Linked DNA regions of Homo sapiens: region 2 is linked to region 1. Evidence: chromatin loops called from intact Hi-C (ENCODE). Cell type or tissue: heart right ventricle. All regions are shown on one strand. Links, peaks and the distances in the headings refer to the core of each region. The heading gives the core; the rest is flanking DNA.

Region 1 (10,322 bases), core at 2,719-7,718:
CAAAGGGAAAAAAGAGTCAGCTCTTAAACGATGTTGCCCAAGTGACAATTGTCATTTTTTGCTCATGTTTGATTGGCTGAGGCAAGTCACATGAAGCAAGCCTGATTGGTGTGTATAATCTTCCCCCGGTAAAGGACAATGCATATCTTGTCCACTGCATCCTCTCCACAAACCTGTAGGGTAATAATTATATAAGTCATTGTGTAGGAACAAAACTGGCACTCAGATAGATGTTGCCCATTCTGACACAAATACCAAGTTGGTGACCCGGGATTTGAAATCACATTGTACACCAATTCTCTCCTCACTATTTTTTTTAACTGCACCACCCTATCTTTTCAGTTACCTATGAAAAGTGGAATTAAAATGTTTACATACGTTATCACAAGAATAAAGATTATCTCTCTTCATTAAGCTAAGCTTGAATGGCGTTAGTTCTCTGCATCCCATACCCCAGCCTGTTTTCACGAGGCTTGATAATATACAAAAAGAGTTGACATTTTTGAATAGTAATTCTACATATGCCAGGCACTGGGCTCAGTGTTTTATATGCTTAATAACATATTCACAAAACTTTTCACACACACACACACACACACACACACCCCTTACAAGAAAGATATTGCTACCTCGAGTTTGTAGGTGGAAGCTGCAGCTCAGAGAGGTTACATAGCTTGCCAAATACTGCCTAGCCAATAAGACTGCCACGATGTAAGCCCATCTGCCTGTCTCTAAAGTTTATTCCCTTCTTTCTGCGTATTCTGGCAGAAATACCTGCTGGCTCCCGGTGTAAGGGAAAAGATGGGAAAATATAGAAGAGATTGTGAATGTCTAGAGTGTAACTCTTATTTTTTCTGTCAATTACTCCTGTCATATTTATAAGCACTGATGTGTCCTGCTGTAACATTGTGTGCCATAGCATTAAAAAATGCTAAGTAACCCAAACATAATTAGAAAGGTATATTTCCTGGGAGAGGTGAGTGGCAATACCATAGAAAGTACTCCCAAGCCTAAGATAAGCAAGTTTTGGTTTAAAAATAACTTTAGATGCTCTGTGCTGCTGCTCGTTTCAATTAGGAAACATAATAAAATAAAACTGCACACTCAACTATACGTACTATGTGAAGAATATAATTATATCTAAGTAGATAACCTATATGTAACCTACTTGAATTTATACAAATAGGCATCTAGATTTACCTGCCTGGAAAAGCAGGCTGGCATTTAAATCTCGTTAATCTATCTTTTGCTCAGGTGGTTGTAGCAGTTTTGTAGATAGGGCCATGCTGTCTTCCATGGCCTCAACTGGAAAACGGGCATAATTAAATCTATCACGTGGGTTGTCAGAAAATGTGAATCAGACACACTGCTGATGATTGTGAAGGTACTGCTTGTAAAGAACAAGTGCTGGTCACATCTTTTGATAAAGGTGTAACATGGAGAGGGCAGTTGAAAATGAAAACCCCTTCTCTGGATGTTTGTCCTCCAACCACCTACTCCTCCAAGCCAGAAATCTGATGGCTGTTTTGGAAATTCAGAGTCTCTTAACTGTACCACAGCTCTCCTCCCAGCCTTTACATCTACTGATCCCTGTCTCTTCCAGTCTCTCTTCATTCCTTTCACCCCTGTGTCCTGCTGTATCTTGTAACTATGTCACGTCATTAAAAGATAAAGGCGACAGCCACGGTGTAAGGGTTAAGCCCTTCAAGGTGGCCTTAGAACACAACAGACAAAGGCTGGTAGCTCAAGAGCCCCATAAATCCCTGCTTTTCTTGATTCTTCTCCTTGGTGTCTAGGTTCTTGGCGAGGCACACGACATGCTGACCCTTTCACCTGTTCACCCCCATCTCTCCTCCAGGTATTCTCTTTGGACAGAGTTTCACAGTTGTGGTACTATTGACTTACTGAGCCACATAACTCTCATTATCTTGTTGTGGGGGTTGTCCTGTGCATTGGATGTTTAGAAGCATCCCCAGCCTCTACCCGCTAGATGCCAGTAGCACTTCTCCTCCCAGTTGTGACAGCTAAAAAGCATTTCCAGACATTGCCAAATGTCCCCTAGTGGTGGTGATGGTGGTGGGAAAATTACTTCTGGCTGAAAACCACTGACTTAGTAGCCTCACCCTTGATTGTAAGTCGTGTTTCATTGGCTCCACCGTGACCTGTAAGCTCTCTGCATGTAGGGAACCTGCAGCTTTGCTCCCAGCTCCACCTCAGAAGTGGACACAGTGCCTAGAGTCCAGCAGGCTCTCAGATAGTGGTTGAGTGAGTAAGGGAATGAAGCATCTGGAAATTTCCTCTGGCTTGGAAAGTGAGGTTAACTTTGCTTTGCTGAATGACCTAGAAAAATTCCTTTATGCCCTTACTTTACATGAAATGCGATTCTCACAGTGCACATCCCTCTGATCGGATATGTGAAATCACCCGTTAAAGAATGCCAGCAATTCTGCTGTTAGGACTCTTGGGTTTTCCAGGAGGAAGCCATGAGTCTTGATTTTCTTTCCCCCTAAGGTTTGGCTTAACACTGAGGCGCTGGAGCGAGAGCAGCCGCAGTCCAAAGATTCATATCCCCCCTGTTTCACTGCATATGGCCTTAGAAAAATTATTTTTTGAAAAATGACCTAAAGCTTTCCTAAACTCCTCAGGAATGACACCTGAGGGGAACACCTGAAAGACTTCACATTCATTAGCTAAACCTTCTTGTTAGGTTATGTTCCCTGAAATGCATTTGACAGTTAATGAAGTAGAAAAGATGGCAGTCGAAGAAAAAATAAAATTCTGTCAGATTCTGGCGATAGAACAGGGAGGTTAAAAAAAAAAAAGCAGGAACCTGGGGAGGCATCGATAGATCAGCACCCCACACTGTGAGGATTTTATCGCTGGGCACATTGCCTCGGATCAGAGCCGGCGGCAAAGTTAAATTCATGCATGGCACTCTGCTCAGATCCTAAGACCATACAGAACTCAGGCAACCAAGATAAGGTGCCTGTCAGGGCAAAAGCAGCAGGAATACAGGGCTGACTGGCAGATATGTGAAACAGTGATCAGAGAAGAGAAAGAAAAAGGAAAGACATGTTCAAAAATATTTGGACTGCTTTAGACACCTTTCCCCATTTCAGTTGGATTACAATTTAGTCCAAACCTTGCTTGAATACTCAGAAGGTAAAACCAGCTTGCAGGCAGTCGAGTGAGCAGGCACAGACTTTCTCTGCAAACATTCAGTTTTAAATGACCTCGTGGGATGTGATTCATTTCCCGATCCCTTTTCATCTTCCGTGCCCTCTATTGAGGTTCAGAAAAGGGATCTGCGGGAAGAAGAGTGGCACACTGGTGTACACCTCTGCAGTTGCCAAAATTATTATTTGGTTAATTCAGCTCTGTCCAGTCTTCCTGAAGTTGGGCAAACCTGTTTTCTTCTCTATGATGTATCACTTAGAAACACCAACTGCAAGGATTTCTTATGTTCACAAAAAAGGAAGGAAACAGCTGGTAAATGTTTCACAGATGGCAAAGCTCTTGGCATCTCTCTCAAGAGAGGGCCACCCATGCAGATGGCTCATTATTTTAACATTTGGATTTCCATCTTATTAAAACATCTTTTTTTTCCTCCTGGTTTTATTTAGCATCATAAATTCTCTTACACTTCAGCTAGCGACTAAGCGATTTGAGGACGTGCGCTCTAAGGAACATCCTTTGGCTAAAACATAGATTGGTAACATCATTATTCCCAGCTTTGATCTCAACATGATGGGCTTCAACCTGATTAAAAATTCCAATGGATGGAAAAGCTCTGAATAGTGAATTTATCAAGCAAAAGTCCATGAAGTCCATATAGTAGCTGAATTATTCAGCAGAACGATAAACCGAGTGAAATTGGGGGAAATAGTTTTATTCAATGCATAAAATCTCTATTACTATGCAATATGCATATATAAAAATAGACAAATGCACAGTGGGTGTAGATTTATAAACACACCCTTTCTACATATGTAAAGGGGTTTCTGCACCATGAAATGCAACGACCAAAATTTAAACCAAGCAATGCCAACTCTTGGCAAGGTAGATAGGAAAGGGCCAAGATTTCAAAGGATAGTTCTCTGCCCACTCAGATGTCAACAGGACTGAACCTGCATCTTCTATCCGAATAGCTGTTTCTAGGTGCAGAAACAGGAAGGCTGTTGTGTGGCTGGATGGAAAGAAACAATGAACTCTTGCTGCCCTGACGTTGTTGCAAAAGCAGCCCTCGCCACTCTCCTTTCCAAATATTGCTCCCAAGGATTGGGGAAAGTTGTGGATACCTCAGCATTCCAAACTATTGTGCTGGGGTGTGGGGAATGTTGGAGATGCAAATGCAAGTGACAAAGCAATGTAATAAGAACAAACCAATCTCTTTAATGTGGTGTGAGATGCTGGCCTAAATACAGATCACTCGCTATGTTCTCACAAATAGGCCTCATGGAGCGGGGCCTGTGCACACCACGTTGTAAATGTTTATTAGCAATGGTACTCAATGCACGTTATGGGTCCGTGGAGCCCAGAGCTGGCTCACTTTGGGGGTCAAATGTAAATCCCTGAAATGCTGAGAAAATGTTAATAGTTGCCATCACCAAGAACATATCGGTTGAGAATGTACATAGGTATCATAAATGGAGGCTTTGTTCATCGACTTGAATCACCTCTGGAACATCTAGCCTAAAGCATTAGCTTGTGTAATGCATTCTGTGAGCTGCTGGCTTTTCTATCAGATGGAAAGCAAGACAGGAGTTTCAGAAAGTATAGTTTCACAAACAAGAGGTGGAAAGGGCAATGCTGATTAGACATGTCTAGGAAGCTATGAGTGGTAGAGATATGAAAGAAAAAAATTAAACCAACTTCTCACTAAGAAAATTTCTTCTGGGGGGTCTCATGTTGCTTCACGGGTTTTGGTATCTTAGCATAAATTGTAATCACGAAAGCACAGGTCCTGACAGTCCTCAGATAGTAGACTTTTATGGGTGGAGGATCTTCAAGCTTACCCTCTTTGATCACTCTAAGGTAGTGGTTCTTAAAGGTCCCCAGTCTAGTGGCATCAGCATCACGTGGGCCCCACCCCAGACCTACTGAGTCAGAAACTCTGCGGAAGGGGCCCAGCAATCTGTGTTTTAACAAGCCCTCCAGGTAATTCTGATGCATGCTCAAGTTTGAGAGTCACTGCTCTAAGGAGTAACGGTTTGTCACTCCACCAGTGCCCAAGAATCTTTTTGGTGACAGACATCAAATATGATTCCTGCAAAATCCTGGCAGCAGAATACATTTGTCTATTTAACTGCATGCAAAATGCTTGTCAAGAAGGATTCTGGGGGCTCTTTTTGCAAATGCTTACTCTCTCCTGCATGTGCTCCATCTATCTCTTTGGAGACTGCATATGTCTTCGATCCAAGCTCCAAAGTTGCAAGCCGTCTTAAAAGCACCCCTCACCCCCATCCTTTTCACCTCATATTGGCAAAGACAGAACACTGCACCTAGTTTTCTGTGTCTAGGTGGAAAAGACTGACAGATTTCATTACATTTGTCACAGGGTCTAAAACTCCATGTGGGAGAAAATAAGCCCATTTAGTAAAAACATCTCACTGTACCTTTGAGCCAGAATGGAGAAGCATAAAAAGTATTGTTCCTAAGAAAATTACAAGGCATTTGGTTGTGTTTTCAAAAGCGTGATGACTATTCACCAGACTGGTTTAGGTGGCTACAAAGCCCCCCACAAAACTATATAGGTACTAGAAATACATATGCCTCCAGCGAAATGGCATAAGAATCAAAGGATAAATGAATTTCCTGTGGTGCAGATGAGCTGCTTAAAATCACTCCCATCTGAGCACACCTCCTTTTCCTCATGTGCATTGAAAACCATTTGAATAATGCACGTTATTCAGTTGCATTGTGAGCTCTGAAAGCCATTTAATGAAGGTAGACAGGCTTCCAAGAAGGTGCATTCTTTGACTAATGTAGATACTCCTGGAAAAATCTTTCCCCAACATGGAATGCAAGATTTACTGAGTGAGTGGAAGAAGGAATGCTATTATAAAGTCTTGTTTCACTCAATCAAATCAAATGGAAGCAAACTTGGGTTAAATTTGATCTATTCTAGGTGAAGCTTACCCTATGCAATGTATATACTGAAAGGCTGTAAGTCAATCACATTTTAGCAAATCAAACCAACTTTCTATTGAGTTTTACTGTATTATCAAAGTTGCTTTGTCTCTTTATGATTGATCATCAATTAACAGTGGTTACCAATGCCAATCTTTCTGTTAAATAGTTAACGATCTATATACATTAATGCTTAAATGAATAAAACACACTCCTAAATAAAAATTTTATGAATATTTAAGAACGTTAGGGGCACTTATTTGTACCCCTAAATATAGTGTATACATACATACATATATTATGTATTGTTTTAATAAAGTGGAATAACTGTGTCCAAGAAGATTGACTCTTCATATGTAATTTATTTGGTTAATTGAGCCGAAATTACAGGAAAGGACATTTAGAGCAGGGGATATTTAAAATTTTATTCATCTTGGTACTTTGAATTAAAAGGTAGTATAGAGTCAGGTGCAGCAGTGTGGGCTTTGGAGTCACACCTAAACTCAGACCCGCTTGCCACTTCTTGGCTGTGGACTGGGCCTCCCTGACCCCCAGTTTCCTTCTCAGTAACACGAGTCTAGTAATTATTTCTACCCAACGGGGTTGCAATGAAGAGTAACACACTGCTTATTTTTAGCACAGTGCCAGGTACACAGTGAGCACCCGAATAAATGGCAGCTGGTTCTGTGCTTATTATGAACTGAAGGAGTCACAGGTATCATGTCCATGATAAACGGGGTATATATAAATGCCCATCTGGAAAAACCACCCAAACAGTTTGACACCATTGTGGTATTTTAAAAAAATTGCTTTGGCTATATGTCCAAAGAGAGGCTCAGCAGGGTGAGAACAGTTCTAACTAAGTGAAGCAATATGTGGATATTTTAGTATTTGGGGGGAGTCCCATTTTCAAACCCAACTCTTCAGTTTCTGAAATTATTATTAAATAATAATACAGATGATCATCATAATAATGGCACTAACATTTATATAGCACTCACTATGTGCTGGGAACTGCGGTAGATGCATGTATTAATCCATTTAAATATCACAACAATCCATTGAGAGAGATACTGTCATTATTCCTATTTCCCAGAAATAGAAATGAATATGCAGAGAGATTAAATGGCTTGCCCAATATCTCACAGCCAGGAAATGGTCGAGCAGGGGTTTGAACTGAAACATGGGGAGGATAAATTCTCTTGAAAAGGCAAGCGAGGGAAGGCACTGCAGGAATCATCCGATCTCATCCTCTAATTTTACAGATGGAGAAATTGAGGCCAGTACTTAGAACAGTGCTTATCATTTGTAGTAGATGCTCAATAAATAATATTGGAGTGATGAATGGCATCAACAAATGGGAAAATGACTTATGAGTTACTGGCATAGTCAGGAACTAAAAGTCTGGGTCTTTTACTTTGTGTTTTTTAAATTTTTTTTAAATTTTACTTTAAGTTCTGGGATACAAGTGCAGAACCTGTAGGTTTGTTACATAGGTATACATGTGCCATGGTGGTTTGCTGCACCTATCAACCCGTCATCTAGGTTTTAAGCCCCGCATGCATTAGGTATTTGTCCTCATGCTCTCCCTCCCCTCGCTTTTATTTTTTCATTCCAGCTTTTGCTGTCTGGTGAATAGCAACCATACAGCTGAGACACTCCCCCCAGAATACCTGTTGCCAATAATGAGCTTTATAGTCCTTGTAAAATTATTTGTATTTATCATTTCATATCTGACTGTCTGTATGTTTGCTGATATCTCTATTGCAGAATGTTCATCCCTAGAGAACAAGTATCTCAAAATGACCCTTGGGTAAGTAATCTCATTTCTTTTCTCCTTTAGTCTTTTTTTTCCTTTCTTTCAATTTTTGGTTTTATTTGGTTGGTGTTCACCCTTCAGCGGGTGTTCTCACTTTCCTGAACTAATCCATACAGTTGTGAGTAGACTTCAGTGGTCAAAAAATGCTTCTTGATTAACAAATCTTTATAGAAGGCACTCAGGTCAAATGAATAAAGAAGATAATAGACTCTGAATTAGATGGGAAATTCCAGGTTGCCAGTAACAGAAACACCAGCCTAAAAGATATGAACAATAACTAGCAAAAGGAATACAATCGGCCCTCTGTATCTGAAGGCCCCGCATCCCTGAATTCAACCAACTATGGTTTGAAAACATTTGAAAAAAAGAACAATACAGTAATAAAAAATAATGCAAGTCAATAGCATAACAACTATTTACATAGCATTTACATTGTATTAGGTATTATAAACCATCTAGAGATGGTTTAAACTAGGATATGGGGAGATGTGCATAGGACTTATGGAAATACCATGTGCCATTTTATATCAGGGACTTGAGTGTTTATGGATTTTGCTATCCATGGAGGGGAGAGAAGTTTCCTAAAACTGATTCCCAATAGATACCAAGGGACAACTATATATTCCTCATGTAACGAAAGCTCCAGGGGCCTCAGGACAAGCCTGGTCCAGAGCGCCAGTCTCTTTCTCTGAATTTATCAGCTCTGTCTCCTTTACATCTCTCCTGTCTTAGGTAGACCTTCCCTCACAGTGATGTCAGATGTGTCCATGGGTTCTGGAGCTTTAGGCTTTCTTATTTCCATCCAGCAAGGGTGAAAAGTCTACTTCAAGAAAAATTATCAAAATAAACAAAAATCCCTGGTTTGAATTTTGTTGCCTTTTTTTTTTTTTTTTTTTTTTTTTTGACAGGGTCTCACTCTGTCACCAGGCTGGAGTGCAGTGGCGCGATCTCGGCTCACTGCAACCTCCACCTCCCTGGTTCAAGCGACTCTCCTGCCTCAGCCTCCTGAGTAGCTGGGATTACAGTTGCCCGCCACCATGCCCAGCTAATTTTTGTATTTTTTTTTTTTAAGTAGAGATAGGGTTTCACCATGTTGGCCAGGATGGTCTCGATCACCTGACCTTGTGATCTGCCCACCTTGGCCTCCCAAAGTGCTGTGATTACAGGTATGAGCCACCATGCTCGGCCGAGTTTCGTTGCCTTTTACTAGCCTGATTTGATTCATGGATCTCTCTCTGAACCAGTTCTTATAGAGAGAAAAAATGCACCATTGGCTTAAAATTTAAGTCAGCCATCAGCAAACTTGTCTGTAAAAGACAAGACAGTAAGTCTTTTAGGCTTTATGGGCCATAGGGTCTCCATCACAGCTACTCAACATGGCCATTATAGGCTGAAAGCAGCCAAAGGCAATACAACGATGAATGAGTGTGCCCAGAATTGGCCTGTAGGCCACAGTTTGCCAATTCTGGCTTAAACAGTAAGGCCCTAACACTGGTCCAGGGGCCACACTTGAGAATCTTGTATTCTTTTTTTTTTTGAGACAGAGTCTCACTCTGTCACCAGGCTGGAGTACAGTGGCAAGATCTCAGCTCATTGCTATCTTTGCCTCCCAGGTTCAAGCGATTCTCCTGCCTCAACTTCCTGAGTAGCTGGGACTATAGGTGTGTGCCACCATGTCCAGCTGATTTTTGTATTTTTAGTAGAGATGGGGTTTCACCATGTTGGCCAGGATGGTCTTGATCTCCTGACCTTGTGATACACCCGCCTCAGCCTCCCAAAGTGCTGGGATTACAGGTATGAGCCACCATACCTGGCCAAACCTTGTATTCTTTAAGTACCTCTCTGCCAGTGGCATATCTAGTGTAACCCTAATAAATCTTGAGCCTCGAGACCATCCTGGCCAATATGGTGAAACCCTATCTCTACTAAAAAAAAAAAATACAAAAATTAGCTGGGCATGGTGGCAGGCACCTGTAATCCCAGCTACTTGGGAGGCTGAGTACCTTCACAGAAGTTCATTCAAAGAAACCCAAGCTAGCCATGAAGTAGTGATTTTTAAAATCCAAGTGTTGGTTGGGTGTGGTGGCTCACGCCAATAATCCCAACATTTTGGGAGGCCAAGGCGGACAGATCACCTGAGGTCAGGAGTTCAAGAGCAGCCTGGTCAACATGGTGAAACCCTATCTTTACTAAAAATACAAAAATTAGTGGACATGGTGGCACATGCCTGTAATCCCAGCTGCTTGGGAGGCTGAGGTGAGAGAATCACTTGAACGCAGGAGGCAGAGGCTGCAGTGAGCTGAGATCACACCACTGAACTCCAGCCTGGGTGACAGAGTGAGACTACACCTCAAAAAAGAAAAAAATCCAGTCT
Region 2 (10,322 bases), core at 2,071-7,070, 61 kb before region 1:
CATAAGTGTTTAGCATAACACCAGGCACAAACAACATTACTCAATAAATATTAGCTGTTGTTTTCATTACCATCATCATCGTCACCATCTTCTTCTCTCTTAGTGGGGTTGGTTAACCACTGAGTATGTGGCTTGGCACACAGTAGGCACTCAGTGAAAGCTAGATGGTGTTATTATTTCACATGGTTGGGGTATACAGCATCTCAACCATTTGAGCACATCAGACTTAACTGTAGGATTTTTTAAAAACACACATGCTGGTTTTCCACCCCCAGAAATCCCAGTTTGCCCAAGGAAAAGCTGAGCACATGACTTTTTTTTGAAAGCTCTAGAGGCGATTCTGATGATTCCAGTCACAAACCAGTGGCTGATAGAGGGAGGAAAATCTGGGCAACAGGGTAGGAAATCCCAATCTCTAGACTGGCCGTTTGCTCTGCTCAGTTTTATGGTCACATACGACACCAGCTGGTGCTTAGCCCACTTTGGAAATGTTGGATTCCATCTGTCAGTCAGTCATCAACCGATGCTAACTGAGGAGACCTATCGCACACTGGCCCTTGAGCCAAGTGCTCAGATACAAAAATGAAGGAGGCAAAGGCTCTATGGTTTATAGCCCCCTTCCCTCACCTTCCCTCCCTTTGCCACCCTTTGTTTTTCTTCTTAGCCCCTTTTTAACCACATGGCATCTTAAGTATATATGTTGCTTCTGTCCCCTGAGAGCAGGGTCCTGATGGATCTTACTCATTACTGCTGCTACAGAACAGTGCTTGGCACCCAGGTGGTGTGCTTAATAAAGATCTGTGTTAAGGAGGTGAATCGGGAACTCTGTGCATCTTGGAGAACCACTCTGATTCCAACCCAAGGGAGAGCATGAGGCCTCAGACTCATGGGTCTTGGAATGTGGCAGTGAAGAGTGGAATGTGGCAGTGAAGAGTAGAACGTGGTTTTCAGCTCTGCCATCATTTTGCTAGTCTGAAATCACTGCTGTAAGTTTCAGTTTATTCATTTATAAAATTTATAAAATGTTGTGAGGATTAAGTGGTATAATGCTGAATGTGTGGAAAGTGCTTAAAAATAGTAGTTCGGTTGAGTTGATTTTCTCATCACCTGGAATTGAATAAACAGAAAACAGTTCTAGAAATGTTTTGAACATTCCTGAAGAGATAAACTAAGTAGCCAGCAATACGCCTACAATATTCCTAATTATATGTCCTGAGAGCACGCATCTGTTCACTGAACAAATATTTATTGAGCTTCTACATGTACTGGACACTATGGTGGGGTCCCAGCAGGTGGGAGTCATAAAACTGGACATGGTTCCTGCCCTCATGGAACTGTGTGCAGAGGCGATAGACAGAAATTAACTAAACCAAGAATCATAGAATTGTAACCCTGAAAAGAGCAAGGCAGTGAGGTATATGGTGCTTTCAGGCCTGTACTGGCGAGGGTGGATTTAACCTAATCTAAAGGCTGAGGCAAGGTTTCCCTGAGCAAGTAACCCTTGGGCTAATATATGAACCATGTGAAGGCATTAACTAGACCAAGAAGAGGGCAGAGCTTTGGCCAGGTGCAGTGGCTCATACCTGTAATCCCAGCACTTTGGGAACCAAGGCGGGTGGATCACTTGAGGTCAGGAATTCGAGACCAGCCTGGCCAACATGGCGAAACCCGGTCTCTACTGAAAATACAAAAATCAGCCAGGTGTGGTGGCAGGTGCCTTTAATCCCAGCTAGTCAGGAGGCTGAGGCAGGAGAATCGCTTGAACCTGGGAGACAGAGGCTGCAGTGAGCCAAGATCACGCCATTGCATGCCAGCCTGGGTGACAGAGCAAGACTCTGTCCCCCCAAAAAAAGAAGAAGGCACAGCTGGGCATGGAATAAGGACAGAAAGAAACCACAGTTCAGGCAAGGAAATGATGAGGATTTCAAGTCAGAAAGGAGGCAGGAGTCAACCATTCAGGGTAGGCTAACTCTTCTAAAAATCTCAACGTGCTCACGAATCCCCCCCTGAGCATCCTCTGAAAATGCAGATTCTGATGAAGCAGGTCTGGGGTGGGGCATGAGAATCTGCATTTCTAATGAGCTCCTAGGAGATGCTGAGGCTGTTGGCCTGCAGGCCATACTTTGAGTAGGAAGATGTAAGGCCATCTGTTTATCCTAAAAGCAGGGGAGTTTAGGCAAAGAGATTTTCCTAGGATTCCTCTGGATTTTATGAACCCACTTTGCAGTTATCACAGAGCAAAACCCTCTGCCTGGAGCTTGGGAATCCTTTGGAAGCCACAAAGATTTAGTTGGAGTTGCTGTTCTTTCCTAGCAAGTATGTCACCCCAGTTCTAGGTGGCATCGCCTGGAACAGGCTCTTTGCCCAACAGAACCCGGCTTGCTTGGGTGTTACCATTCAGAAACTCTAGAGGGTAGGGCTGGGGAGAGGACAGCCCAGGCATTTTTTTTTTCTTTTATCAGGTTAGGTTTGCTGAAAAGAAAATATAGAAATGTATACAAATAGATCATCTTTGAGATGCAATAATAGCCACCCATGGGATTGAAATGAAATCTTACAAACACGAATTCGTCTCATATTCAATCATTAAAGGATTAAGGGACTGGTATGCTTTTGTTGTTGCTGTTGATGTCCGAGCAGACCCAGATTAGAAATCTCAGGACTGCCAGTCCACGTGGCAAGACTGATCACTATTGGTGATCAGTTGTGATCATCTGTAGAGATGAGCATCGAGAAACCAGAGAGCAGGACAGTGCTGAACCCCCCCCCGGGGCAAGATGAGCACAGGAACCAGGGCAGATGAAGCTGGGAGGCGAGTTCTCCTTTGGTGATATTTGAGGGGACAGGACGAAGAAAGAGATGCCTGCACTATGCCTTTGCTGCATCTCTCCCAGGTGCACTGATGTCTTTCTAAGACAATCTGGGTGACAAATATGAGCCCAAGAAACATTGCCTTTGTAACAGATCCCAGCCGCTCCCAATGAATGTCCCCAAACAAAGGTTGCATGCCACCCCCTCGTGCTTGAGCGAGCTCAATTTAATTACTCACCTCTGCAGCTTTAAATCAAAGGTGGCTCCTATTAAGCATAATTACCTTTGCCAGCAGCTTGTATAACACAGTAGTGAGGAGCTACTAACCAGGAATGTTTTCCACAGAGTATTACATATGCATTGGACTAAATCAACAGCAGCCAGGGACCTCAGCTTTGGATGCACAAATGATTCAGCCACGAGCACATGCATGTTGCAGGTAGACTGTCACATGCACACATCAATACAATGTTTCCTTCGCATATGTCAGCAGCCTAGAAACACCACTATGCAAGAGAATAAACTACAAGAGAAAAGGCTTCTCTAAAGCTCAAACGCACAATATATGTTGCTAGATCAGTTTTTCCACAAGAAAGCAAATTGCAATCCAACCAGTTAGTCTCTGAACAATCCCAAATACAGCAAGAGAAGTCAGACAAACTCTTTCTCAACAACCGAATGCCCATATTCCTCCAGGCTTTTTACCCCAGGAAAGCAGGAAGTGATACTACCCAGGCTGACTGGGATACAGTCATTTTTTTCCTCCTGTTCAACCTCACCACATCTTTCATTCCTGACATACAAAAACTTTTTAAAATCATGAGCATCTTCATCATTTCAGGCTTCTCAATTCCCATTTTGCCTAATAAATAAATAAATAAATAAATAAATAAATAAATAAATAAATAAAAACCTGAAAGGAAAGTTGAGAAGAACTTTCGGCCTTAAGCAAAAAGATGCTACAGTGATCTAGACTTGGAAAGTGGTTCTTTCAATCCTGTTGGCTCATTCTGGGAGACATATTTTACCCCACTTCCATTTTATATTACCTTTTTATTAAACTGTGTGCCCCAAAGCATAAATGCAGACCTCAAAAGAATATATCTCTTTCTCCAAAGACATCTATGTGCTATTCCAGTAGTCTTCAACATACTGTTGTCTACAAACACCACATTAACATTTATTAAGAACTTACTATGTACTTAGCATGCATTAAAAACACTATTTTTAATTAAGAAAGTGGGGCTTAGAAGGTTAAATAACTTGTCTACGATCAGATAGAAAGTAAATAACCTTGGCCGGGCACAATGGCTCACACCTTTAATCCTAGCACTTTGGGAGGCCGAGGTGGGTGGATTACCTGAGGTCAGGAGATCAAGACCAGCCTGGCCAACATGGCAAAACCCTGTCTCTACTAAAAAAAAAAAAAATACAAAAATTAGCCAGGTATGGAGGCGTATGCCTGTAGTCCCAGCTACTCAGGAGGCTGAGGCAGGAGAATCGCTTGAACCTGAAAGGCAGAGGTTGCAGTGAGCCAAGATTGCACCACTGCACTCCAGCCTGGGCGACAGAGCGAGACTATGTCTCAAAAAAAAAAAAAAAAAAAGGAAAGAAAAAATAAATAACCTAGATTGGAACCTCAGTTTGCCTGAGTTCAAAGCACTTGGTTGCAACCCTATAGAGAATGTAGTGGACAGCTATGGACTCTGCTGGCTCTGCATGCATTCCTCCCTTTTTTGGTAATGCCACTTTGATTTTGCTTTGGCAAATCATTCTGGATGCACAGAGCCAGAGAAAGTGATTGGTTCAGGGAGGGTCGTGGAAACCTATGTAGGTTAAGGTCAACCCCAGAATATTTGCTGGAGGTCCTGAGAGAGATGTTCTTTTCTGCTAGTGGCTAAGCCAGATGGACGATGATGGTAGGTGGTTACTACAGCCACCCCATGTAGAGATTCTGAATGAGGAGCGAGGTTAAAAAACATCAAAGATGGAGCTTACCCCAACTCCATTCCTTGGGTCTCTGTATCTGTAGCTGTGAAGCTGGAGCTCTGCTGAGGAACTGAGATGCTGGAAAATGTATCACAGGCAAAAACAGGATTCATCAAGATAAAAAAGTTTGACCTCTAGAGGTGCTGAGGTTAGGTACTTGTTGTGGCTTTAGAGTGAAACACACCTGAGCTTCAATCCTGGCTCCACTATGTGTCTTCCATCTGAACTAATTACTTCACAGCTCTGTGCCTCAGTTTGCATATCTGGAAAACAGGAATAATAGTCTACCTGCTCAATTGAAAGGGAGGCTAAATGAGCCTCAAGTGCACTGTAATGTACATGGGACAGAGCCTGGCATGTGGTGGACTCTCGGAAATGTTAATGCATCTGGTTATCACAGTTTCCAGGAGCAAAACAGAGGGAAGGAGACACAGGGAAACCAAGCTGATTTGATTAGAGGTCGTGGTGAGCAGTGAAAAACACTCAGAGTGGCCAACCAGGGAAAAATCTGGAGAACTTCACGGCACATTATGGCTTGTAAGAGCTGACTAGGGGCTAATGTGCAGGATAAAGGGCACCTGGGTTCAGGAAGGATTCGTCTGAAGGGAAATCAAGGGAACCATTGCTAATGAAAATGTCAGGGCCCACCTGTGATAAAATCCGGGCAGAAATCAACAATTAGATCCAGAAACAAACATATAGACATGAGCTTGAATTCCTAGGGAGCCACAGATCATCTTTATGCATTCATTTATTCATCCATCCATCCATCCATCCGTCCATTCATTCACTCATCCATCCATCCATCCATCTACTCATCCATCCATCCATCCATCCGTTTATCCATCCATTCATCCATCCATCCATCAATCCATCTATCCATTCATCCATTCATCCATTCATTCACCCGTCTATTTTTCCATTAATTCACCCATTCATTCTTTCAACTAACATTTCCTGAGACCTCACTGGGTGCCTTCTTCCGGACGTTATTCTGGGCACTCCATTGCTAACCTCTGAAAGCAGAGGCTGTGCCTTGTTTATCCTGATAAGCCCTGATACACAGCACAGGGGCCGGAAAACAATGTAAATTAATAAATATCTGTTAAATGAATAAAAGGCAGACTCTCAAATACACATACTCCTTTCTGGGAACTTATCTTTCACTAATTTGTTTGATCTATCCATCCCTTCTTCCTCCAAGCAGTTTCCAAGCCTCTTTTGTGTTATTCTTGGAATGAGATTTGTACCCTGGAAAAGCTACATGGCAGCATCAGCTTCAGCCCAGCAAGGTTTCCAGCTCACATCCTCACCCCACAAACTTCCCTTTGCTCCTCCGGAAGGCAAGGGTGGCCTTTTACTTTTGTTATGTGTTTCTCGCATAGAAAATTAAAACATCTCAATCCACAAATTGGTTTGCTCAGTGTACTATGTGTCACAAGTGTCATTTTCATGATTGCAAAAACTATAGGAAGCCCTTCCCCTTGTCTTCATTTATTATTTTTTTCTTTCAATAAGGAAGGTTATAAGTTTCCATTGCTACTGTTTTATCTTGGGGGACTCCCCATTAACTTTTCCAAATCCTTCCCTCCACTTCAGGAAAGCAGCTTAAAGTATGTGCCTAAGAATTCCAATTGCAGTTACAAACAAGCGTTCCTGCTTATTTTTATTTGTCAGAGTGCACTGGCAGATTCAAAAGTCAAACCAAAGCACAGAACTTTTCTTGTGGAGGGGCGCCCAGGGGACTGTGATCTAAAATGAAAATGAGATCATGATTTAATAACAACAACAAAAACAAACCTCACACAGTGCATTGTTACACGTTTGAAAACATCTCTGTATTCCTTAAATGTTCTGCTAAGAGTACTAACAGGTCAGTCCACAGGAAATGCAAGAATACGTTATATTTTAATCAGGGCACATAAAACACTGTCTAGAATGTTATGTTGCCCGGGGGAATGCAGTGAGCAGGGAACATTTATAAACTCCAGGTCAGTCTCCCCATTACATCACTGTGAAAAAAAATAAATTTATGAGGTTAAATTATATGGATGTTATATATTGGAAATGTTAGCCCATTCCCAAATGAGAATGTTGGCTGAAATAGCCAGATTCCCAGAGAGAAATTTCAAAGTCCTTCTATTGTGGATGTTTTTATGGTAACTTTCCACAAAGCAGTGAAGACTTATTATTTGGAGATAATGAAATGAATAAAAAAAGAGAAGCCTAAGAAAAAAACCTGTAAATTCCAATCGAGAGGGCACCTAAAAGAGCTGCTTACATTATTCTTCTCCTGAGATGATAATACAGAAGTTATTTTGTGGAACTTACTCATGATTTATTTGATCTATTCCTCATCTAAGTGATTGGAAACACAGATGTTGATGCTATAACTTTGCTTCCAGTAAATAATTCCTCAAAGGACTCACATTTGTTTAACCTTAGTCACAAGATGATAAAACTTATTAAACATTTATGGAGGCAGCAACACAATTCTGTTGGTTTATGTGTTTGGCAAGTTTGGAAACTCATTTCCCCAACTTTTCCACCTTCCTTTCACCTCTTTTAAAGAAAAAAAAATCTTTGAGGAAATTCCTGTACCTGGATTATGAAGATTTTTTTCCCCTTCATTCTTTCTCTCCATTTGTGGCTGCAGTTTGACAGTAAACAGAAGGGCTGCCCTGCTGATCTTAAGGAACAATAATTAAACCAAAGGGACAGGAGACAAGGGGCTCCTATGGGATCCACAGAGGAAGAATAAAAGCCCCACTGAAGAACTGTTTTCTTACGATTGCTAGCCTGCTTCTGAGATAAGCAAATGTTCACGAGTGCCATGTGCATGCATCGGTTTATCTATATGACATTTACTAAGATCCTACTACAGTCAGCTCTGTGAGTATAAATAACTGGGGTATCTAAATATTCCAAAGGCCTGGAACCTTGGAGAACCCCTTGTTCATTCATTCATTCATACATTCATGCATTCAACCCACTGACTGTGTTCCAGGTACTGCAAATGAATTGTTCCCACAATTCCTAAGATGAATCCCTGACACGATAGAACATGTGGCATGGAGAGGAAGAGAGGCCAGGAAATAGACATTACAATAGGGTGTGGAGCTTCCAGTACTATCTGTCTCTTATACATTTCCCATTGAGAGCAAATTTTCCTGAGCAGGGGACATCCTGTGTAACAGTGGTTTTGTTTTCCTCTAACCAAGCCATGACCAGGAGGTCAGGGTACAGTGCCACAGGGGAACCCCCAGGAAAATACACTGTGACGTCGGCTTCATGTTCACAGGGAAAATCCTGAAGGGCTTTGCAGTGATTCCATTAGCAGCATAGTTGGCAAGAACACATGAACATGCCAGGTCCACCACAAACGCAAAATCATGCACCAGAAAAGCTTTTCACACTCTTTCCCCACAACACACACTAATACCCACAACATACATAATCCACACAAAATCATGCATCAGAAAAGCTTTTCACACTCTCTGCCCCCAACACACACACTAATACCTACAACATACATAATCCACACAAAATCATGCATCAGAAAAGCTTTCACATTCTCTCCCCCCACAACACACACTAATACCCACAACATACATAATCCACACAAAATCATGCATCAGAAAAGCTTTCACACTCTCTCTCCCCACAACACACACTAATACCCACAACATACATAATCCACACAAAATCATACATCAGAAAAGCTTTCACACTCTCTTCTCCTACAACACACACACTAATACCCACAACATACATAATCCACACAAAATCATGCATCAGAAAAGCTTTCACACTCTCTCCCCCCACAACACACACTGATACCCACAACATACATAATCCACACAAAATCATACATCAGAAAAGCTTTCACACTCTCTCCCCCCACAACACACACTAATACCCACAACATACATAATCCACACAAAATCATGCATCAGAAAAGCTTTCACACTCTCTCCCCCCACAACACACACTAATACCCACAACATACATAATCCACACAAAATCATGCATCAGAAAAGCTTTCACACTCTCTCCCCCTACAACACACACAATAATACCCACAATATACATAATCCACACAAAATCATGCATCAGAAAAGCTTTTCATGCTCTCTTCCCCTGCCACAACACACACACTAATACCCACAACATACATCACACATGTTCAATCACAACACACATAATATACATGTATTCACAACTCACGCACACAATAAAAGAGACCTACAGCAGAAATACACAATCAAAATATACATACAGTGTAACCAAGTCATGCTGGGTAAAATATACACACAGTGTTCTCAATACGCAGAGGTAATAGACCCAACACACACACACACACATCCCTGTTATAAGGATGATGTTGGTCTTGGTTAGGAAAAGCATATTGTACCACATGGACCTTCTAAACATTGGAGTTCTGTCTTATTTATTTCTACCCCCTGGACCTACCAGTGAGCTTCAATATATGTTTGCTAAACTGCATTAACTTAAGTTTAACTGCTTAAAGTGTTAAATTGCGGGATTGACTGTTGTTAACAATTCATCTTGTAACACAAAATCCGGGGGGCTCTTCCTTCCCTGACCCGACCCCATCCACACACCTGTAACACTCCAGGAGCTCGGCATCTCTAAAGCCGTAGCTGGCCAGCTCTGAAGCTTGATCTATTACAAACACTGAGGACAAGTGTGATTTCTTTTCTGTTGTTCATGCTTTTCTTTTTACTTCTCCCTGTTCCCCACCCCACCCCACCCCAAGGCAGCTACTCAGTTTTCTTAACACACTTATTATTGGGATTATTGATATATTTTATTTACGTTCAGCGTACTTAAGCCAAGCAGGCATTTTTCAAGTGCCTACTATGTGCAAATGTTTTGGTTAGAGGGGTAGACATCTTTGGTTAGAGGGGTAGACATTTTTCATTAGAGGGGTAGACATCTCAGTGAAGTTACAAAAAATATTCAAATTATAAAATATTAGCTGTTTCAATAATGTTTATTTTTTTCCCAAATGATTTTCTTACTACATCCAGTAAATTTTTCATAACTGTTCTTCTCCACATAAATTACTTATGTGAAGATTGTAAAAATTACCACCAATATTCAATACAGGATTTTGTGCAATGGTGAAAAATTTAAAACATGCTAAATGTCTATTAACAGAGGAACCGATAAATGAATACAAATGAACATTCTTATGATGGAATATTACAAAGCACATAAAGAGAAATTAGTTATATATATATAATTAGTATGTATATATATTAAAACCTATCATCTCTCTTTTTCTTTTTTCTACCTATCTATTTACTTGGTTAGAGTCCAAACATAAAGTTAAAAAAAAAGGAAAAAAAATTACAAAATATAGTGTGAAACTATTTACACAATCTTTTAAAAACATATACGAAAGAATAATAATGCTTCTAACAACATATACATGCATGTAAAACTATAAATAATGGAAGATACGCACACTAGATTTTTAATAGTGCCTGTCTCTA

Evidence for each region. Peaks named below come from ENCODE experiments on the same cell type or tissue, not always from the same donor. Only the 100,000 strongest peaks of a DNase experiment are listed, where the experiment ranks them.
Region 2: a loop joins it to region 1, with 3 times the contacts of the local background. A loop is called at or near these places in 2 of 110 quality-filtered maps.

What each region holds. Positions count from the first base shown.
Region 1 is chr20:52,929,736-52,940,057 of GRCh38, reverse strand. No RefSeq gene overlaps it. Among named protein-coding and RNA genes, the nearest start is that of TSHZ2, 37 kb to the left of the region's middle. In heart right ventricle, for the core only: no CTCF peak of the experiment used is centred there; no DNase peak of the experiment used is centred there.
Region 2 is chr20:52,989,707-53,000,028 of GRCh38, reverse strand. The region is part of intron 1 of TSHZ2 (teashirt zinc finger homeobox 2); the gene reads right to left. Among named protein-coding and RNA genes, the nearest start is that of TSHZ2, 23 kb to the right of the region's middle. In heart right ventricle, for the core only: no CTCF peak of the experiment used is centred there; no DNase peak of the experiment used is centred there; H3K27ac peaks cover 1,347 bases.